Regions from separate parts of the Mus musculus genome. Here region 2 is linked to region 1. A link is a loop called in an ENCODE intact Hi-C map of the cell type or tissue named here. Cell type or tissue: heart. All regions are shown on one strand. Links, peaks and the distances in the headings refer to the core of each region. The heading gives the core; the rest is flanking DNA.

Region 1 (9,428 bases), core at 503-8,502:
AACTTACAGCCGTCACTACACCCAGCACTGTAATCATTACAAGAGAACAAAACTGTGGTACTGAGAGATTGGGAGCCTTGCCCAGAGACACACCGAAGATAGCAGAGACGGCATCAGGCTCATGGGGCATGGGGCTTCACTCGTGAATATGCCTGTACCCATCGGGGCACTCATCTATTTAAGGTGCAGGTGAAGGGCCATCTGTGGACATCCAGTTCCACAGATATGCAGCAGTGGTCTCAGAAGAGAACTTTAGTTGGTTAAGACTCGATTCTTACCCTGTGATTAAGAAATATAGCAGGTCTTGGACTGGAGACGTGGCTCAGCGGTTAAGAGCACTGGCTGCCCTTCCAGAGGTCCTGAATTCAATTCCAAGCAACTACATGGTGGCTCACAACCATCTGTAATGGGATCTGATGCCCTCTGCTGGCATGCAGGTGTACATGCAGATAGAGCACTCATATACATACAGCAGGTCTCTAGGTAAGGTGGAATGTGTGATTCCTGAACTCATGTGGTTTCAGTAAGCCACCTTGTAGAGGGAAGGGGCAGGGAGGCTGGGATGGGAGGAGAGGATTCATAGATTCAATGAGAACAGAGACAAGTTAGGACGTTCATCATATTAATTAAAAACTCTCCAGGGAGTAGGGTGTTTCTCCAAATTCACCAGGTACAGAATTATCACATAACCCGTCTGTACTGCACCTGGGAATATTCCGCATACCACAGGGGTACTTACACCTTCATGGTCACTGAGGCCTTAGACCAGCCAAGCCAGGAACCAGTCTAGACACTCACTTAAAGGCAAATGGAGAAAGAAAATGAGGGGTGTGTACACAGTGGAGTTTTATTTAGCCACAAAGAATGAAATTATGCCATTTGCAGGAAAATAAGTAGAACTGGAGAAAGAACCTTGTGCTAAGTGAAATAACTGTGTACAAGGGCAGATGCTGCCCGTTGTCTTTACTTGAACACCAGACTGATGTATGTGTGACATGAAGCAGAAGGAGGACTGTCGACGTGGAGAAGAAAGGAACTAAAGGGAGTGGTGACAGGAGAGTTTTGGAGGTGACAATGCGCAGAGCAGTGCACAGGTGTGAAAACATGTCGATGGAACACGCTGTTTTGGATGACGACAAAAAAGGGAGATTCCATCAAACCATAAGAACCCATCATGACCCGGAAAATATGCATGCATTTGAGAGTGTCCGACCGTCGTGGTAAGTCTGTGTGTCTGTCCCACAGCTTCCCCTCCACTGTTCAGTAGATAGGGACCCAGCCAGCCAAGGTTTCCATAAGACACCTGGCATCAGGCAGCTTTGTCTTCCCACACGCTCTGCTCTCCAATTATTCTGTCTCCACTAATCTGTGCCTTTCTCTGAGATAATTATTGTTACGTAAAAGGCTTTAGCATCGTTCAGCTTTTGTAACTGTTTTTAAGAGACAGGTTTTTCCAGGCAAGAGAGCACAGACTTGTGAGCTCAGCACGTGGGAGACTAAGACAGGAGGATGAAGATCCAGAGCATACCAGGGGGCAAAGCACGGGACTTGGGAGGACAAAGAATGAAAGAAAACACTGCTTTACTGACTTGCCCAGGCTGGTCTTAAACTCTTGATCTGAAGTCACTCCCCTGCCTCATTCTCCTCCCTTGGCAACCTACAGGGCATGCACTGCTATGTCCCAGTGTGTTTGATACTGTTTGTAAAAGATGCCACTAGAGTTTATTCTCTGCTTTCAATAGAGTTATTAAAGCTCATAGCAAGGTCATCAGAGAACCTTAACTAAATAGTTAGAATTAAAAGAAGTTTTAAAAAAAAATAGCATTGGTCCAAAAAGGTATCAAAAGGTAAGTTGGAAGGAGCTGATGGTGTATTTCAGCAGCTAATCATGTCTGCACTGCACTCTGGTTCCAGCACCCAACCCCAAAAATCAATATTTAAATGCCACCAGGTAGCACTTTAAGGGAAACGTGTAAACTATACTGCCTGAACTAGAAAAGAGGAAATATCTCAAACCAGCAACCTTGGCTTCCAGTTCAAGAGACATATGAGTATATTGAGCCCAAAGTGGGCAAAAACAGGAAATAAAAATCAGAAAATAAATAAAAATAATCAGGGGAAATGGAGAAAAGAGGATCAAGAACAGTAAATGTTGGTTGCTTGGGAAATTTTCTTTTAAAGATGTTAAATCTCTGCCAGACTCACTAGGGGGAGAGAAGGATGAAAAGCCAGACGGTGGTCTGTGCCTGTGGACCCAGTACCCCGCCTAGAGGCTGAGACTGAAGGATTGTTTGAACCAGGAGTTCAAGACCAACCTGGGCAACACAGTGGGACCCTATCTCCCAAACAAAGCACCGGGGTTGTATCAGAATTTGAAAAATCAGAAACAGTGTGCGGTAAGTGCCTATAATTCCAGCAGGATGTAGACGGGAGTTCAAGGTCATCCTTAGCTGAACTCATGGTCAGGCTGGCCAGCAAAAGAGTGCATGTCTTAGTAGGGAGGGAGACAGACTGGGAGGAGGGAAAGAGGGAGGAAGGGAGAGAGGGAAAGAGGGAGGGAAGGAGGGAGGAAGGGAGAGAGGGAAAGAGGGAGGGAAGGAGGGAGGAAGGGAGAGAGGGAAAGAGGGAGGGAGAGAGGAGAAACAATAGTATTATGTTCCTTTAAAAATATATATTTTGTTTTATTTCATGTCTCTGTGTGCTTGTGTGTGTGTGTGTGCCTGTGTGTGTGTGTGTGTGTGTGTGTGTGTGTGTGTGTGTGTAGGTTCCAGATCACTTGCAAGAGTCAATTCTTTCCTTCTACCTTGTTGACCTCAGTGATCAAACTCAATTCATCAGGCTTGGTGACAAGTGCCTTCCCCCTTTGTTTAATAATCACAGAGAACCACACCCTCACCAACAACTTCCTACTTGAGAGGTGTCCTGGTGTCCTATGAAATCCTTGCTGCTGGATGTCCACAACACAGCAATCTCACCAGCCTCAGAGTATGGACTTAACACAGGTCTCCATTTCCCCCCAGGCATTGACATAAAAGCCACAGCTCTCACCCTTTTTGTTTGGTTGGTTTGGGGTTTTGCTTGTTTGTTTTTCCAGGCAAGGTTTCTCTGTGTAACCCTCCCTGGCTGTCCTGGAACTCAATTTGTAGACTAAGCCAACCTTAAAGTCAGAGATCTGCCTGCCCATGCCTTCCAATTGCTGGAAATAAAGGCATGCACCACCACCACCTGCTCTCAGCTCTGATCCTAAAGAAATTTATCCTGGGGGCATTTTGAGTGACCACGGCCTGGAAACACAGAATTAGGATCCCCAATTTATGTTCCAACTCAGAAGCACTTTCCCGAGGGTTTTATAGTTTCCCAGAGGATGTCATGAATCTTTGAAATCCATGGATGGGCACAGCAGAGAGGCAGGTACAGTGAGACGGAGCTGTTCTGTGGGCCCAAGATGCTACCTCAGGACATTCTTAGCTCTCGGATTGCTGGAAGCCAGTGTCCCACCGCGTCAGTAGCATCTAAGAGGCTTTTATTTATTATCACGAGATGTTGGCTCAGATTTGACAAGGAGAAGTTGTTCCAGAAGCTAAACCTAGTCCAAGATACTTAACCTCTGAACCTGCAGAATCCCAGTCTCCCCACAGCAGCCTGTCCTTCAGTCTCTTCAGGCACAGAACTCCTTCCAGGAGTCTTGTAGACAGCCAGGCACAACTTCTTCTCAGGAATTCTCATTCACAAGGATATGCTAGGCAAGTGCTCCATCACCGAACTACACTCTGAACTCCCCACTGGTCTTTAGGAGAGAAAGCAGAAAAAGTTGTCCCGGACTCTGTAAATGTTACTCCCATTGCTGCCTTGATCACATAACCAAAGAAAAAGCGATTTAAGAGCGGGTTTATCCTGGCTCACAGTTCGAGAGTCCAACACTGTGGGGTCCTAACCACATGAGCATAAGACAGATGGTCAAACTGTGTGTGGGGGTTGGGAGGAAGGGGGCGGGGTTCCCGTGTATGCAGAGGTCAGAGGTTGACAAATGTCTTCTGCTATTCATCTCTTCCTGATTCTTTGAGGCAGGGTCTCTCACTTGAACCAGACCTTGCAGACTTGGCTAATCAGCTCGCCTCCGGAAATCCTGCTTCTGGGGTCACACAGCAGCCACACTGCCCCACGTTGTGTGGAGCGGGGATTTGAACTCTAGTCCTCATAACCTTCACCCACGGAGCCAGCTCCACAGCCTTGGCCCAGCTCACTTTCTCCGTTTCATTCAGTCCAGCATCCCAGTCCCTGGAACGGTACTGAGCTTAGGGTGGGCCTCCTACCCCAGTCAGCCTAACTGAGAAACTCCCTCAGAGACAGGCTGAGAGAGAGGTCTGTCTCCTAGATCCTCTCAAGTTAACATCACAGGCAGGCTAGGCCCCCACAGAGCTCACCTTCCTCACCTCATTTGAAACAGAAGGTGGAGTCCGTAATAAGAGGCTAAGGCAGTTTGGCCGGATCAGCTCGGGAAACGCTGAATCACTGTGAGTGAGGACTTAATTGTCCTTCAACCTCACAATCCCTAGCCAAGTAGGATCAGCACAGACTCGATTCCACCCAAGAAGGGAGGAGGTCTGATTGCGTGCCCACACTTAGACACGCCTGGAATTTTGTTCGTAGGTTCAGCATCTCCTTGGGAGATGACTCGCATAGACTGAGACCAATGCAGATCTATCTGCATACCCAGTACACTTGGAATAAACCAAAGACCGGCACTGAGGACTCCCGTACTACTCAAAACAGTTCGATAAACATGAGCCTTCTCTCCCACGTGGGGGCGCACCGAGACCTCCAGCCGCGAGGGCTCGCCCACACCTGTTCAGTCTACTCCCAGGCACTGTTCCCTGAAGTCCCTGAGCAAACCGCGGGGTGTGTTAAGTAATCTCAGAGCGAGTTCCGCAGAAGCAAACATTTGCATTCTGCAGAGAACGACGGGTTCTCGCCCAAGAAAATTACGGAGCATTTGTTTTCCTCCTTTTGAAGTTTCCCCAAAATAGTTGTTTCAATCCGACTGCCACGAGTCCTGCTGACCCCTTCCTTTGGGAGCAGCGCTTGTCCCTGACCACTGCTTAGCTCGGAACCAGGATCTCTACACTGGCCGGCGGGCGGGCGGGCAGGCGAGCGGGAGGAGGCGGACCCTTCGGGAACAGACGGCTCCTCCTCAGAGGGGAGGGACAGGCTTCTCAAGGCCTTGCTCTCTAGCAGTCGCAGCGCCGGGTCCCAGAATCTAGTCCTACGCCACGGTTTTGACCACGCGTGACCCGCTGCCCAGCCGGCCCGGCCATCAGGTGGTCCGTGTGTCCCTCTGACATGTCGTCCTGCAGCCGCGTGGCCCTGGTAACTGGGGCTAACAAAGGCATCGGCTTTGCGATCACGCGTGACCTGTGTCGGAAATTCTCCGGGGACGTGGTGCTCACGGCGCGGGACGAGGCGCGGGGCCGCGCGGCGGTGCAGCAGCTGCAGGCGGAGGGCCTGAGCCCACGCTTCCACCAGCTGGACATCGACGACCCGCAGAGCATCCGTGCGCTGCGCGACTTTCTGCGCAAGGAGTACGGGGGACTTAACGTGCTGGTCAACAACGCGGGCATCGCCTTTAGAAGTAGGTGTGGGGCTCCAGGAGGAGGTGTCCCGGGGTTTTCCGAGGGTGCTGGGCAGTGAGCCTCTGGGATCCGGAGGCTGCGCCATCCCGCCTGGGTGCACCCGGCTCGCGCTCTGCGTGGCGAGTTCCCCCGTGCGGTGACTCGGGTGCGGGCCCGCCCAGGCACCCCACTCCATGCCCGACCCGGCCGGCGGCCTGTGCGGGCCTGTGCTCCGCCGGAGGCCCTCCTTGGAACTTTCAGCTGCGCCTGTTTGGAAGAAAACCGGTCTCTTGGGAGGGGACCACGCCTTGTCAAGCTCATCAGCTTTCTGTCCCACGCACGAAGGCTTTTCTCAGAGAAGGGTCTTCCAAAAAAATAGGGTTGGAGCTTTCGCTTCGCGTGAAACAAGGGCGAATTCATAGATGCCAGTAGATATCTGCTGAGGACAGGAAATGGGTCGCCCGGACACAATTAGCGCCCTGGCACGATAGTGGGTTTCCTACCCGCTTTAATGGAGCGTTTTGAGAGGCTCTGGCAAAAAGGAAGCGAGCTCTGCTTCCCTCCTCCTCGGGGAACTAGGTTTGTTATTAAACTTGCAAGTGCGGTTTGGAAATCATCTTCCTTTAGGGGAAAAAAAACCCAAAAAAACAAAACAAGATCGCTTACTCTAACAAATGTCCAATTAGCAAAATTATCCAGTTGCCATGTGCTGGAACTGAAACAAACATTCCAGCTTCACTGAAAATGCTGAGAGAGCCGGAGACTAACGAGGGAGGGAGACTATTGTGCAGCCGAAAACTCTCCAGTTGGCCCTGGACACCCATAGGCGCCTTGCGTGAGAGCCAAGACACCCTTGTACCCGCACTTCCAAACTCTGGCATGTGGGCTTTGGGGAAGGGGAGGGGCGAGCTCACCACCTCAGCCACTCTCAGCGTTGTCGGATGGAAGGTTTGGTGAATTATGGCCCTGGAGGTTCATACTTAAATGTGGGCCATGTGTATGCAAATCTGAGCAGCAGCTGCCCCACCACACAAGCTGAGGTCTTACACCAGCCTCACCAGAGCATCTTTTCCCAACCTCCAGGAACCCTATTCAAGCTTGAGACAGGAAGATCAAAACTGAGTGTTCTTGAGACGCGACATGAGCGTGGCTGATGAGAAACTTGAGGTGTGGACCAGAAAGTTCTTTCCTTATGCTCTTAAGACCTTTAGAATGATCAAGTTCTAGTTTAAAGGTGTGTGTGTGTGTACTTTACAGATGTGTGTATCACCACACTCAGCAAGACTGTCCTAAAGTTAGTACACTTTCCCTTTAGCTGTTATGTGATGAGATCCAACTTGGCCACACGAGTTTCAGAGGAAAATGTAATTCTTTTTTCTTTTCTTTTCTTTTCTTTTCTTTCTTTCTTTCTTTCTTTTTTTTTTTTTTTTTTTTTTTTGTGTGCTTTTCAAAGTGGATGACCCAACACCCTTCGACATTCAAGCTGAGGTGACACTGAAGACGAACTTTTTTGCCACTAGAAATGTCTGCACTGAGTTACTGCCTATAATGAAACCACATGGTAAGTCCAAAGTAGGACTACTGTCCCTCGGGAAGTGGCCCTCGGTCCCTCAAATAGGGCAACCAACAGGGACCACTCAGGGCTGCCATTTGCTTGTGAGATGGAGGGTAAAAACTGCCTTATTTTATCAAGGTGTCTGGCTCTGTACTTGAGCCTTTTGGCTGTGGTTGTCAGAACCCTGTGGTACTGATCAGTTCTTGGGGTCTGTGTCATGAGCTCAACCTCCATCACAGACTGCAGCATGGCCCCAAAGGTCTGTGACAGTCTTAGAGAGTTGCCCTCCTGCCCCCGACATTGCAAGGATGGGCCCACCCCTGACTTATCTGCCATTATAACAGTCCTTCTGTTCCTTTCTTATGTCAAACAAACAAACGAACAAACAAACAAAAAGCTTATGAGAAGGTGTTTTTCTAAATGTTGTCAGCTGAGAGAATCCGAAAGAAGTAGTTTTTTGTGGGGAACACCTTACCTCCAGCCCATGAGGGTTCAATATTTATTATTAATTATCATTAGTTTCCTTCTAATGTTTATTGGGTGCCCACCATTATACCCAGCACTGGTAGTAAAAACTGGGCCCATCATATACAAGAGGACCCTTTCATCCACAGAGCCTGGAGCTGAGCTGGGAGATAGAGATTTTCTAACAAAGACTCTAAGGTGTGAGATGGCCAACTTGATAGAGAGAGGCACTTCTCTGGGGATTTCCCTTTTCTGAGATTGACTGTGGTTCTGAGGGGAAGCGCTGTTGTTTTGTTGTTGTTGTTTTTTTAAGGCTTTAATTTATTTTATGTATGAGTACTCTACCTGTATGTGCATCTGTTCACCAGCAGAGGGCATCAGATCTCATTACAGATGGTTGTGAGCCACCATGTGGTTGCTGGGGACTGAGCTCAGGACCTCTGGAAGAGCAGTCAGTGCTCTTAACCTCTGAGCCATCTCTCCAGCCCCCGGCTATTGTTTTTAAAAAACATAATGTTCAGGGCCAGAGAGAGAGAGTTCGGAGATTAAGAGCACTTGTTGCTCTTGCAGAAGACATGGGCTCAGTTCCCATGGTTTCCTGCACCTATATAGCTCACAGCCATTGGTAACTCCAGTTCCAGAGGATCCAACACCCTATTCTAACCTCTTTGGGCACAGGGCAATGTGCACATACATACATACATACATACAGGCAAAACACTCATACAGACACATAGAATAAATAGAAATTAAAAAATTTAATTTTCTTAATATTTTGAAAGAGAATTAGCTCAGGATTTAGGAGAATTGGGTTCCCGCCCCCCCCCCCTATTTTTTTTTTTTAAACCAGGATCTAACTCTACAGTGTTTTCTGGCCTTGAATTTGCCTTGTAGACCAGGCTGGCCTTGAACCTCTGACGCCTCCCCCTGCCTTTGCTTCCTGGATGCTGGGATCCCAGGCATGCATCCCTATCCCAGCTTATCTGTAAGAAAATGTCAGTCTGAAAACTGTAGTGAGAGCTGAACTTGGACCCCTGCCCGCCACCTGCTCACTCCTCCCTCATTTCTTAGTGGGATGGATTCCCAGGAAGTCTCAGCCCCCCCCCCTCCCCCCCCCCCCCCCCCCCCCCCCCCCCCCCCCCCGCACACACCTGCGATCCCTGAACTCAGAAGCCCAGCTTGGCCTTCACTGCCGATTGCCTGATCGAATAAACTTCATTCTGTTGAAATAAGAATTACAGCATCAAGTGAGAGCCAAGCCATTTTGAAAGTTAAAGGAAAGCTCTCAGAGGTAGGGGGAGGGGCAAGAACCAGGTGAACCATCTTTAATCAAGCCTGCAGCTTCCTGCCCTGAGGGATCTCTGACTGATAGGGCATCTGCCTAGGACAGGTGACTTGGCTACACACTGTTCGCTGAAAGACACCGTGCTTACTATCACGGACTTATACTTTCTGTTTAGCTTTTAGCACCTTACTTTCCAGGATCCTAGGTCTTGCTTACTCACTCAAGACAAAAAATAGCTTCAACAACAATTAAGTCACTAGAGGGAGCTACTTGCCTGTTCTTTCTTTAAAAAACAAAAACAAGTGGAAGTTGTTTCTGTATGCATGGAGACACACATAGACACACATGCACAAGCATGCATGTGCACACACACACACATGCACACTCATGTGTGCCAGACAATGCTGCCGCTGGTAGATGGTGTGGTGTCGTCCCTCTTAGAGCTGGCTGGACCATCTGGTTAATAGGATGATCTTTGATCACCCTCCAGAACCTCCCACACATGTGTCCCCGC
Region 2 (9,428 bases), core at 822-8,821, 66 kb after region 1:
AGCCAGTGTCCCCACACACGGGAATCAAGCTTCCTAAGGTAGATGCTGGTCAAGGTTCCTGTAATCCTGAGTGTGTGTTAAAGGCACAGTGAGGGAGCTGGCTGTACCAGATGGTTTGTACTGTTTCTGTTGTTCTGAGAACCAGATCCCTGAGCCCTTAGGATTAGAGCAGCATCCCCCAGCCAATAATTGTCACGCACAGATAGGAAGAGGAGGATGCCAGGGTCACAGCATCCGTGCTGGGAGATGTTGCGAAGGGCTGGGCTAGGCCCAGCTGCGAGGTGAGGTAACCCACTGCTTCCATGTAGGTGGGGACTAATCCATCTGTGCTTCTCAGTGAGCGCAAACAAACGGGCCTCTCGGTCAGTGCCCGATGGTATCATCATCCTGGCTGTCTCTACTTCACTTTGCCAAGAAATCAAGATTAGAAGAAGAAAACACTCCTTTCTCAGAGCAGGGGAGGTGAGTGCCTTGATGGCTGTAAGAGAGCAGAACTTGAGACCAGGTGTGGTGACACACTCGTGTGATCCTAACACTAGCGGGGCTGAGGCAGAACCAGCCAGGATTACAGAGCAACTCCAGGCCAATGTTGGTTGTACACAGTGAATCCTGCCTTAGAAATCCACTGGGAGTGGGAAAGGGGAAAAGGAAGGGGACGTGACATACTAGAGATGACTGTTTAGATCAGTGCTCTGGAGTGTACACAGGTAATCCCAGATTCAGGAGGTAGAGGCAGGAGGATCACCCTGAGTTTGAAAATAGCCCCCACTACATAGTGAGACCCTGTCCCAACAACAGGAACAGCACAGTCAATGGCTCTTCACCAGGAGGGAAAGCTCAGCAGGCCCTGGGACTCTGTCTGGTTGGGGAGGGTGGAAAGGGCTACTGCTGCGTATGGCAGGGGCCTACAGTGCTGCAGGCATCTAGGTTCACTATCTGCTCCTGGGACAAAGCCAGCCCCGACTCAGCAGTGTTAGGTTGAGAACGCTGATTCATCTGGTTTTGAGACTGCTTCCTATGTTTCCCCACTGGTCTTCAGTCCCAGGGATCCTGTGGTCCTGTCACTAGCAGGCACTAGCTGCCATTAGCCAGCAGGGGAGTGCAGGGCTGCTCCTGCACTTAGTTAGAAATGCTAACTTGAATACCTGATGGCGGCCCAGTCAAGACAGGTAGGGCACACATGGCTACTGACCTCTGGCCGTTAACTCTCTCTTAGTGTTCTGTGGGTGAGAGGCTGATGGTAGTAACTCCTGCTGCTGTTGTAGGAAATAGTTAACCTCACACAACTTTTATTATTATAATAAGCCTTAATCAGCACTAGAGCTGAGCAGACATCTACCCTATCTATTTCCTCATCAATAACTCCAAGTTATAATTTACCTTGTTCCATCTGGGCAGCTCTTAACTCCAGTTGGCTGGTTCTCGTGGCTGTTTTCATGATTCACCTACCCCATGGCAGCTTCCTCCTCTTTCCACCTTCCTCTCTTCTTTGTGCTCCATCTCAGACCCCGAGCCCAGGAACCCCAAACCTCACCTACGTCTCTTCTGCCCAGCCACTGTCCTTGGTTTTTGATGGTGGACCCTGCCCTTTTGCACTTTGGGGATGGTCTGTTGCAAATGGAAGGGCTCAGTGTCAGTAAGGAGAGTGTGTGTGTGTGTGTGTGTGTGTGTGTGTGTGTGTGTGTGTATACATACACATATGTGTGTACGTGTATGTTCTCAGGCTCAGTGGGTTTTATCTAGGTCGGGGCAGGGAGTTCCTCAGATAGCCCTGTGGTAAGGAGTCTCTAACACACTGAGGAGCCTCACCTCCCAGGGCAGAGGCTGCCCGACAGGTCTGTGTCCCAGGCACACGACGACTGCTCTGACCAGATAATCATATCATGCAGCTGTCGAGCATTGCTTCTGCCCGACACTGCGGCTCTTGCTGAGCAGAGCCAAGCTCTGTTTGTCTGGTCAGCTTTTAATAGAAGCCCAATCAATACCTTCAGCCACAAAACCATTCTGTGTACTTTCCCTGAGCCCTTGGCTTGACTTACACCTCCTCGTGCTTTTTATTAAATCCAATTGTCATTCCCTGCAAATATTTTATGAGACCTTAGGATTTAGGCTCATTTAACACTTGTATTAACTTTTCATCCTTCGGCAGTTTCATTCATATATATATATACACACACACACACACACACACACACACACACACACACACAATATTTTTTATTCCCTTTGGCCCTCTCAGTCCCCCATCCCAGTAAGACCCCACTACATTCATGTCTTCCTTATGTGTGACCTATGGAGTTTGAACAGGGTTTTCTGAAGAGCATAGGCGCATGGTTATTTGCTGGAGTACGGGCAATCTAGGAATGGCCACGCCCATGTAGATCATCAATCTTAACTATAGGTAGCCCCTCACAGAGGGGTGGGGCACTGAGCTTTCCCTTCTCTGATGAACTGTCAGTAGTCCCACCTTTTGCCTGTCTCATGCAGGTGACCACGGGTGCAGGGTGAGCTTGTGAGGTCATAGGCCCTGTCACACCCAGAAGTCACTGTCCCAGCCCCTAGCTCTCACAGTCTGTCCACCTCTTGAGCCTTGGGAGGAGGGTGATATAGGGGCTCTGTCTGGGACAGGCATTCGACAGCCATTTATTCTACATTTTGGTCAGCCATGAGTCTCTGTATTAGTTGCCTAGACTCATTTTTATAAGGATAACAGAATCAGTTGGGGTTTTTTTGTTTTTTGTTTTGTTTTTGGTTTTCGAGGTAGGGTTTCACTGTATAGCCCTGGCTGTCCTGGAACTCACTTTGTAGACCAGGCTGGCCTCGAACTCAGATCCACCTGCCTCTGCCTCCCAAGTGCTGGGATTAAAGGCGTGCGCCACCACCACCTGGCTCAGAATCAGTTTTTAATGTATAAATGTAGTATATATTTGGAGGAAGTATTTTTTTCCTTTTATTTGTTTTTGAAATCAAAAAAGCAAACTCAAGGTGGTTGGTGTGGGGTGGTCTTCACAGTGCAAACTGAGTGTCACCATCACCTGGCACTTGGGACCACACAGGGACTGGGCACTCTCGGGATATCTAGCACTGTAGCCTGTGTATGCACTCTGCTGCCCTGTGCGGAGTTTTCACACAAGCACTCCCATTCCACCTCTGCGAGGGGCAGCGACTCTTGGCTCCATCTCTTGGCCAAGTGTAGATCCGTGATGAGATAAGCCTGCTCCAAGTCCCATAGCCAGGATTTGAACACAGGGGCTGAGCTGGGAAACCCCGTGAGCTGCTCCTCACAGTGAGCTGGCCCTGGCCACCTTTCCCCCTGCTCCCTTGCAGGTAGGAAGCCTATGAGAAATGCTAAGTGATGAGTCAGCTCAGCATGCGGTGACCTCTCTGCCAGTCACTGGCGGCCTCTCACCAGCCCACATGTGGTTTTCAATACCAGCACCGCAGAGCAGGGCCCCACTTCAGTGTCCTTGGAAAAACAGGCCTGATCTACTGAAAGAGACGCGTCATGAGCTGCTGACTGCGTCCCGTCACAGGAGGATTGAGTGAAGATAAGAGATGTGCCAAGCCAGATGGCTGACACCTGTGACCCCAGCACTCAGGCAGATCCCAAAATAAAGGGGTCTGGGGGCTAACAAGTGGCCCAGTAGTTAGGATGGCTGCTACCAAGCCTTGTGTCCCGAACCTAATACCCAGGACCCACATGGTGGAAGAAGAAGAGCAACTTCTCCAAAGGAGAGAACCAGCTTTTTCAGGTTGTCCTCTGACCTAACCAAGTCTGCTGTGCATGAGTGCACATATATATATTATTTATATATATACCGCCATACACACTCATACACTACACACACGTGCATACACACATGCACGCAGGTGTACTAATTAAATAGGTGGGGCTAGAGGGATGGCTCAGCAGTTAAGAGCACTTGCTGCTTTAAGAGGCCTGGAGTTTGGTTCTGTAACTCCACCTTTAGGGTATCCAGTGCCCCCTTCTGGCCTGCACAGGCACCTGCAGTCCTATGCACATACAGACACACAGACATATATAGACATAATTAAAAATAAATCTATTTATAATGTTATAAAGAGGACAGTGACTCACTGAGTAAGGTACTTGCTGTCAGGCCCAGCAACCTGAATTCCATTCCCAGACCCTGAAGAGGGTCTGCGTGCCTCATGTGTGACTGGTCACATATTCCTGACTTTTCCTCAGGATGGACTTCATGGGTGGTGCTCACACGGTGCAGAAGGTGGGAAGAAACCTGAAACCTTGTCATCTTTCACCAACAGAACTGACGCCCTGCTCCTGAGACTGTCTGTGGTTGTGGGGCGAGAGGTGTTCTATGCTGCCCTGTGGGGCAGCGTTCTGACAAGCCCTTCCATCCGCCTCCCTGCCTCCTTATTTGTGGTGAACCACATCAGCAGGGACTCACCAGGCAAGGAGCAGAAGTGCATGCTGGGTACTGATTACCAGCTCACGGTAGGTGCCTCACTGTCCGAGAGGGGTGGGTGTGGCTTCTCCATCAGGGAGAATCAGGCAGTGAGGACATTCCAAGACTGAATGTGTGTGATGATGGTGAGCTGTGAAGCAGGGTGAGGGGCAGCTGCCATACATAAGGATGGTTTGCTTTCCATTTAACATTTTATACTTGTGTGTGTGTGTGTGAGAGAGAGAGAGAGAGAGAGAGAGAGAGAGAGAGAGAGAGAAGAGTAGAGTCCAGAAGAAGATGTTGGCACTCTGGGAGCTGACATGGGTACTGGGAACTAAAACCAGGCCCTGTCCTGTGGAAGTGCAGCACAGACTGCCCACTGAGCCAACTCTCCCGCCCTGGCAGCATAGCTCCTCCGTGGCCAATGGCTGTGTGCACAGGTACTCAGCAGCCTCTGCCGTATGTGCCTCTAGTCTCGTCTCCTCCCATGCCCTGCGTCAGTCACTCCCTCCTTGCTCATGTGGAAACTGCCTCTTCCCCTGCTCCAATGTCCTGATGACTCCTGACCCTGCTTTCTGCCCCAGTCGGTCCTCTTTGGCTGCCCTCACACCTAAAGCTCCAGGTTTCCCAGCCTCCTTCTCCAGGCCCGTGAAGGTCATCTGCCTTCCCTGGCAGCTCCAAACCTCCCCATAAATTTTGTAATGTGAGCATCCCAGACCTTTATCTTTCCCAACCCGGCCATGCCTCCTATCACCACCTGGTAGTGGACCCAAACTTTAAATAATGTTCTCAGATTAAATCAATGGATTACGAAGTCTGGAGCTAGCAGGCGTTGCTGTCTGCTGAGGGTTGGTAGAACTTTCCCACAAGATCTTTCTTAGGACCACGTGATGGAATTGAAGAGCCCCTCAGGTTGTGACTGGGATATCGGAGATCCCTGTGCGCATGTCTCCCACTTTCCTGCCTGTGGATCTGGCCTGCTTGTCATCTGACCAGCCTACGTCTCTCTTGGGCCAGCAGCCCTCCCACCGGCATCCTCTACCCCACTCTCACCAGCTCTTTAGAGATTGCTTTTGTAAAGGGTGGCTTTGCGCACACCTGTCCTGTGCTTGTGGCTCTGTGGCTCACACAGTCCCAGTTCAGGACTTCCTAGTTGTCTGCTCCCAGCTGATGGATCACCTGTTCGCCCCACAAGCCTGTGTGTGTGTGGCTTTCAGCCTCAGTGCACCCGTCCCCTCCTGAGGCACTGAGAGACGCCTTTATTGAGAGAGGACACTTACTTGGTCGGTACTGTCTTGACTTGGGGTCCACTGGACCATGCGTCTTCGTTTGGTTTTACGTGAGGTTCCTATGGTCGTATAGCCCCATAGTCCCTAGAGCTCAGAGCCCTGTTCTCATCTCCTGTGTGGCCTAATGCCACGTCAAGAATCCCAGCCTAGGTGACTTAGTTTTATGGCTGCATAGCATAGACACAGAGTGTCAGGTGTCTCTGGAACAAGCACTGTGGTGTGTCATTTCAGGTGAGATCCCTGTGTGCTTCACTGCTAGACGCCAATGTTCTTGTGCAAAGAAATAACCTGGAGATCATCCTGTTTTTCTTCCCGTTTTATACCTGCCTGGTGAGTCGTGTGTGCCCTTCTGGACACTTCCCTGTCACTTCAAAGGCAAAGGCAGGTGCTGGTGTCACGGAGACTGCTCAGCCACTTGGCAGTCTCTGCTCGCCTCAGACCATCAATGGCCTTTTCTCGTTTTGTGGGCATCATGTGACTTCTCCTGGGAAGAGGTGAGCAGATGCCTCTTCATGCCAGATAGGGCAACAACGAATGGCTAGAGGATGATGTCATCTAGACCCAGCTTGGTGGGGCAGGGGAGGCGATGGTTTTGTTAGGGTCACTAGCAGGAATGTGGGTGACATAGAGGGAAGGGTCTACCCTGGCATTTCAGAGACACAGAGGCTCCCCTGGATACCCCTCTGAGTCTCACAGCCTTCATGGAAGAGTCTCCTCCCCAGCAGCGATACTGCTTATATAGCACTGGGAAGGGACCTCGTGTATCTGATAGCTCCCTTAAAGTTCCCGCAGCTCCCTGTACCTTAGTCTACCCCTCCAGATGGAATGCCAGCAGGCAGGCATTGACTGACTCCTTTGGCGGGGCTGTGTGGGGACAGCCAGCCTCTTGACAGCTATCTTCTGGGGATGGATGGTTAAGTAAAGCCACATGTCAAAAGTTAGAAGCCTGCTCAGCATTCATTCCCTGGAGGTAATGTTCTCTTCGTCCTCCCGATAGGACCCTGAGGAGCGAGCCATCCCTCTTCTCAGACGGGATGTTGTGCACATCCTCTCAGCTGCCACCCAGACACTCCTGAGAAGGGACATGTCTCTCAACAGAAGACTCTACGCCTGGTTACTAGGTACTGAGCAGTGTGTGAGCATGTGCCCCAGAGCTGGTTTGTGGACTAAATGATGCCCTTAGTGATGTCTCTGAATCATGAATTGTGGAAAAACAGCAATGACTAACACAGGCCTGGTCAGTTGAGATTGAACTCTTACGGGAGCTATGGTTATCTGCAGCTGTTTGTTTGTTTGTTTGCTTAGAAAAGTAAGGAAAGTTTTAAAATTCCAGATGAGTTTCAATTTAAGAGCCAGACAGAAATACCAGAAATCTGCAGCTAAATTATATTTAATGAGAAGCCTGTATAACAAGATCAGGAGAATCCCTGGACTGCATCCCTTGCAGTGTTTATGTATTCAACTTGCAAACTTATAGGCAGCCCTTGGCTGTTGGTCGGAAGACTCCCAGGAACAGAGCTCAGGGACTTAGAGGTCAAAGGAAAGCATTTTTATGTATAACTTCCTATGTTTATTTATGTGTGTTAAGAAAGTAAGCAGTGTGGACAGAACATGAAGCTTCAAGTGTGTTCAGCGGGTTCCCGACCCCTGAGCCTCACCCCAGCCCCTCCACAGCTTCCCTTGATCTCCAGGGTATATATGGATCTTACCACACTGATCTCAGGATCCGCCTCAGTGTTCCTTGTCACTTCCCCCTAGTTGTGAGATGTGCAAAGTCACTGTAAGGAAGCGTCTATGAGCACTCATTTCAAGATGAGTAACTGCAGGCTCGTGATATTTTGTTGTTGGTATTTTGGGGGCGGGGGCAGGATTTCTTGTGTCTCAGGCTGGCCTTGAATTTACAGGAGAGCCTTAGACCTTGTACTTCTGGTCCTCCAAGCCTCTGCCTCCCAAGTGCTGTGATTACAGGCATCAAGACAGTGTATACAGCACTGGGCAGGGGTGGGGGTGGGGTCTCTTTGGAAATTTTAGACTTTCTAAAAATTGTATGTGTGGCCGGGCGTGGTGGTGCACGCCTTTAATCCCAGCACTTGGGAGGCAGAGGCAGGCAGATTTCTGAGTTTGAGGCCAGCCTGATCTACAAAGTGAGTTCCAGGACAGCCAGGGCTATAGAGAAACCCTGTCTCGAAAAACCAAAAAAAAAAAAAAAAAAAAAAAAAAAAAAAAAAAAAAATTGTGTGTGTGTGTGTGTGTGTGTGAGAACATATGAATGTTGACTGTATTTGAGCATATAAGTGCAGTGCCTACAGAGGCCAGAGGAAGCTGCCATATTTCCCGGAGCAGGGAGTTACATGCTGTTGTGAGCCTCGTACCATGGGTGCTGGGAGCTGATCTCAGGTCTCTGCAAAAACAGTATGTGCTCTTAACCTCTGAGGCATGCTCCAGGCCCTCTTTAAGATTTATTTGGTTGTTTTTTGAAGGATGAGTTTGTAAGTGCTCATCTGTTAGAACATGGGATTCTAGCTGGGTGGTAGTACACGCCTTTAATCTCCCGCAATCAGGAGGCAGAGGCAGGTAGATCTCCGAGTTTGAAGCCAGCTTGGTCTATAGGACAGCCAGCACTGCACAAAGGAACTCTGTCTTGAAGAAGAAAAGGAAGGAGGAGGAAGAGGAGGAGAAGGAGGAGGAGGAGAAGGAGGAGGAGGAGGAGGAGGAGGAGGAAGGTGGCAGTCTGTGTATAGGGAAAGTGCCAGGCCTTGCTTATCTGTGACTGGGAACCTCGAGTTTCTGCTTATTCCACAAGGATGGTCTTCCTTATCCTGAAGATGCACTAACTGACCCAGAGCCCAGATGAGGGCATGCAGACAGACAGGCAGGCAGGCAGGCGGTCTGCCTTGCTGTCAGGTAGTGCTGGGGAAGTCAATCCCAATGGAGAACGACCTCTGTTGCAGCTATAAACATGCTGTAGAAGGGCAGTGAGTGGTTGGGCAAACTAGGCTGATGCTGGCTGGGCTGGGAGTCTCCCTGCCTGCTCCTTAGCCAGGACACCACTGTCAGATGCGGCTCCGTGGAGGGCACTTCCTACTGCATGCCCCTCCCTGAGAAGGGAGGTGTGACTCTGTCTGACTTTGCCTGTCTGTTGAAGGAATTGTACTTACTAAAATACCACAGCAGGAAGCTTTTGCACAATACCGTATCTTTTTACAGCTTGTGGTGTTTATTCTTTTATAGGTTCAGACATTAAAGGAAATACCATTGTGCCAAAATCTGAAATTTCAAATTCTTACGAAGACCAATGCTCATACTTTTTTGATAAATACTCCAAGGATCTTTTAGTTGAGGTAAAACCATTTCTAAAAATGGAAATTTGACCATAATTAGAACATTTCCCATTAAAGTATTTTTCTTTTTTTCTTCCTTTCTGTTTTTTGGGCTGGGTTGGGTTGGGTTGGGTTTTTTGGTGGTGGTGGTGGTGGTGGTGGTGGTGGTGATGGTGGTGGTGATGGTGGTGGTGGTGATGGTGGTGGTGGTGGTGGTGGTGGTATTTCTTTAAGTCAGTGTCACATTTCCCACATTGGCCTTAAACTCACTGCATAGCCTAGGATGACTGTGAACTTCCAATCCTCCAGCCCACCTCCAAAGCGCTGGTGTGTGCCACTGTGTCTAGTTTATACAGTGCTAGGCACTGAACCAGGACTTCATATGTGCCCGG

The links. A loop is a pair of places that touch in the nucleus more often than their neighbours do. Peaks named below come from ENCODE experiments on the same cell type or tissue, not always from the same donor. Only the 100,000 strongest peaks of a DNase experiment are listed, where the experiment ranks them.
Region 2: a loop joins it to region 1, with 5 times the contacts of the local background. A loop is called at or near these places in 5 of 42 quality-filtered maps.

The regions. Positions count from the first base shown.
Region 1 is chr16:93,677,985-93,687,412 of GRCm38, forward strand. It overlaps Cbr3 (carbonyl reductase 3), which reads left to right and starts at 5,235. Exons shown (of 3, transcript NM_173047.3): 1 at 5,235-5,629; 2 at 7,063-7,170. The coding sequence starts at 5,341. In heart, for the core only: CTCF peaks have their summits at 4,811 and 8,005 (motif pointing right); DNase peaks (open chromatin) are centred at 5,177 and 5,817; H3K4me3 peaks cover 1,995 bases; H3K27ac peaks cover 399 bases; H3K27me3 peaks cover 5,423 bases.
Region 2 is chr16:93,743,177-93,752,604 of GRCm38, forward strand. Dop1b (DOP1 leucine zipper like protein B) reads left to right here. Exons shown (of 37, transcript NM_027293.1): 5 at 4,288-4,477; 6 at 5,948-6,046; 7 at 6,714-6,837; 8 at 8,948-9,057. Among named protein-coding and RNA genes, the nearest start is that of Dop1b, 36 kb to the left of the region's middle. In heart, for the core only: a CTCF peak has its summit at 3,998 (motif pointing left); DNase peaks (open chromatin) are centred at 992 and 8,797; H3K27ac peaks cover 367 bases; H3K27me3 peaks cover 834 bases.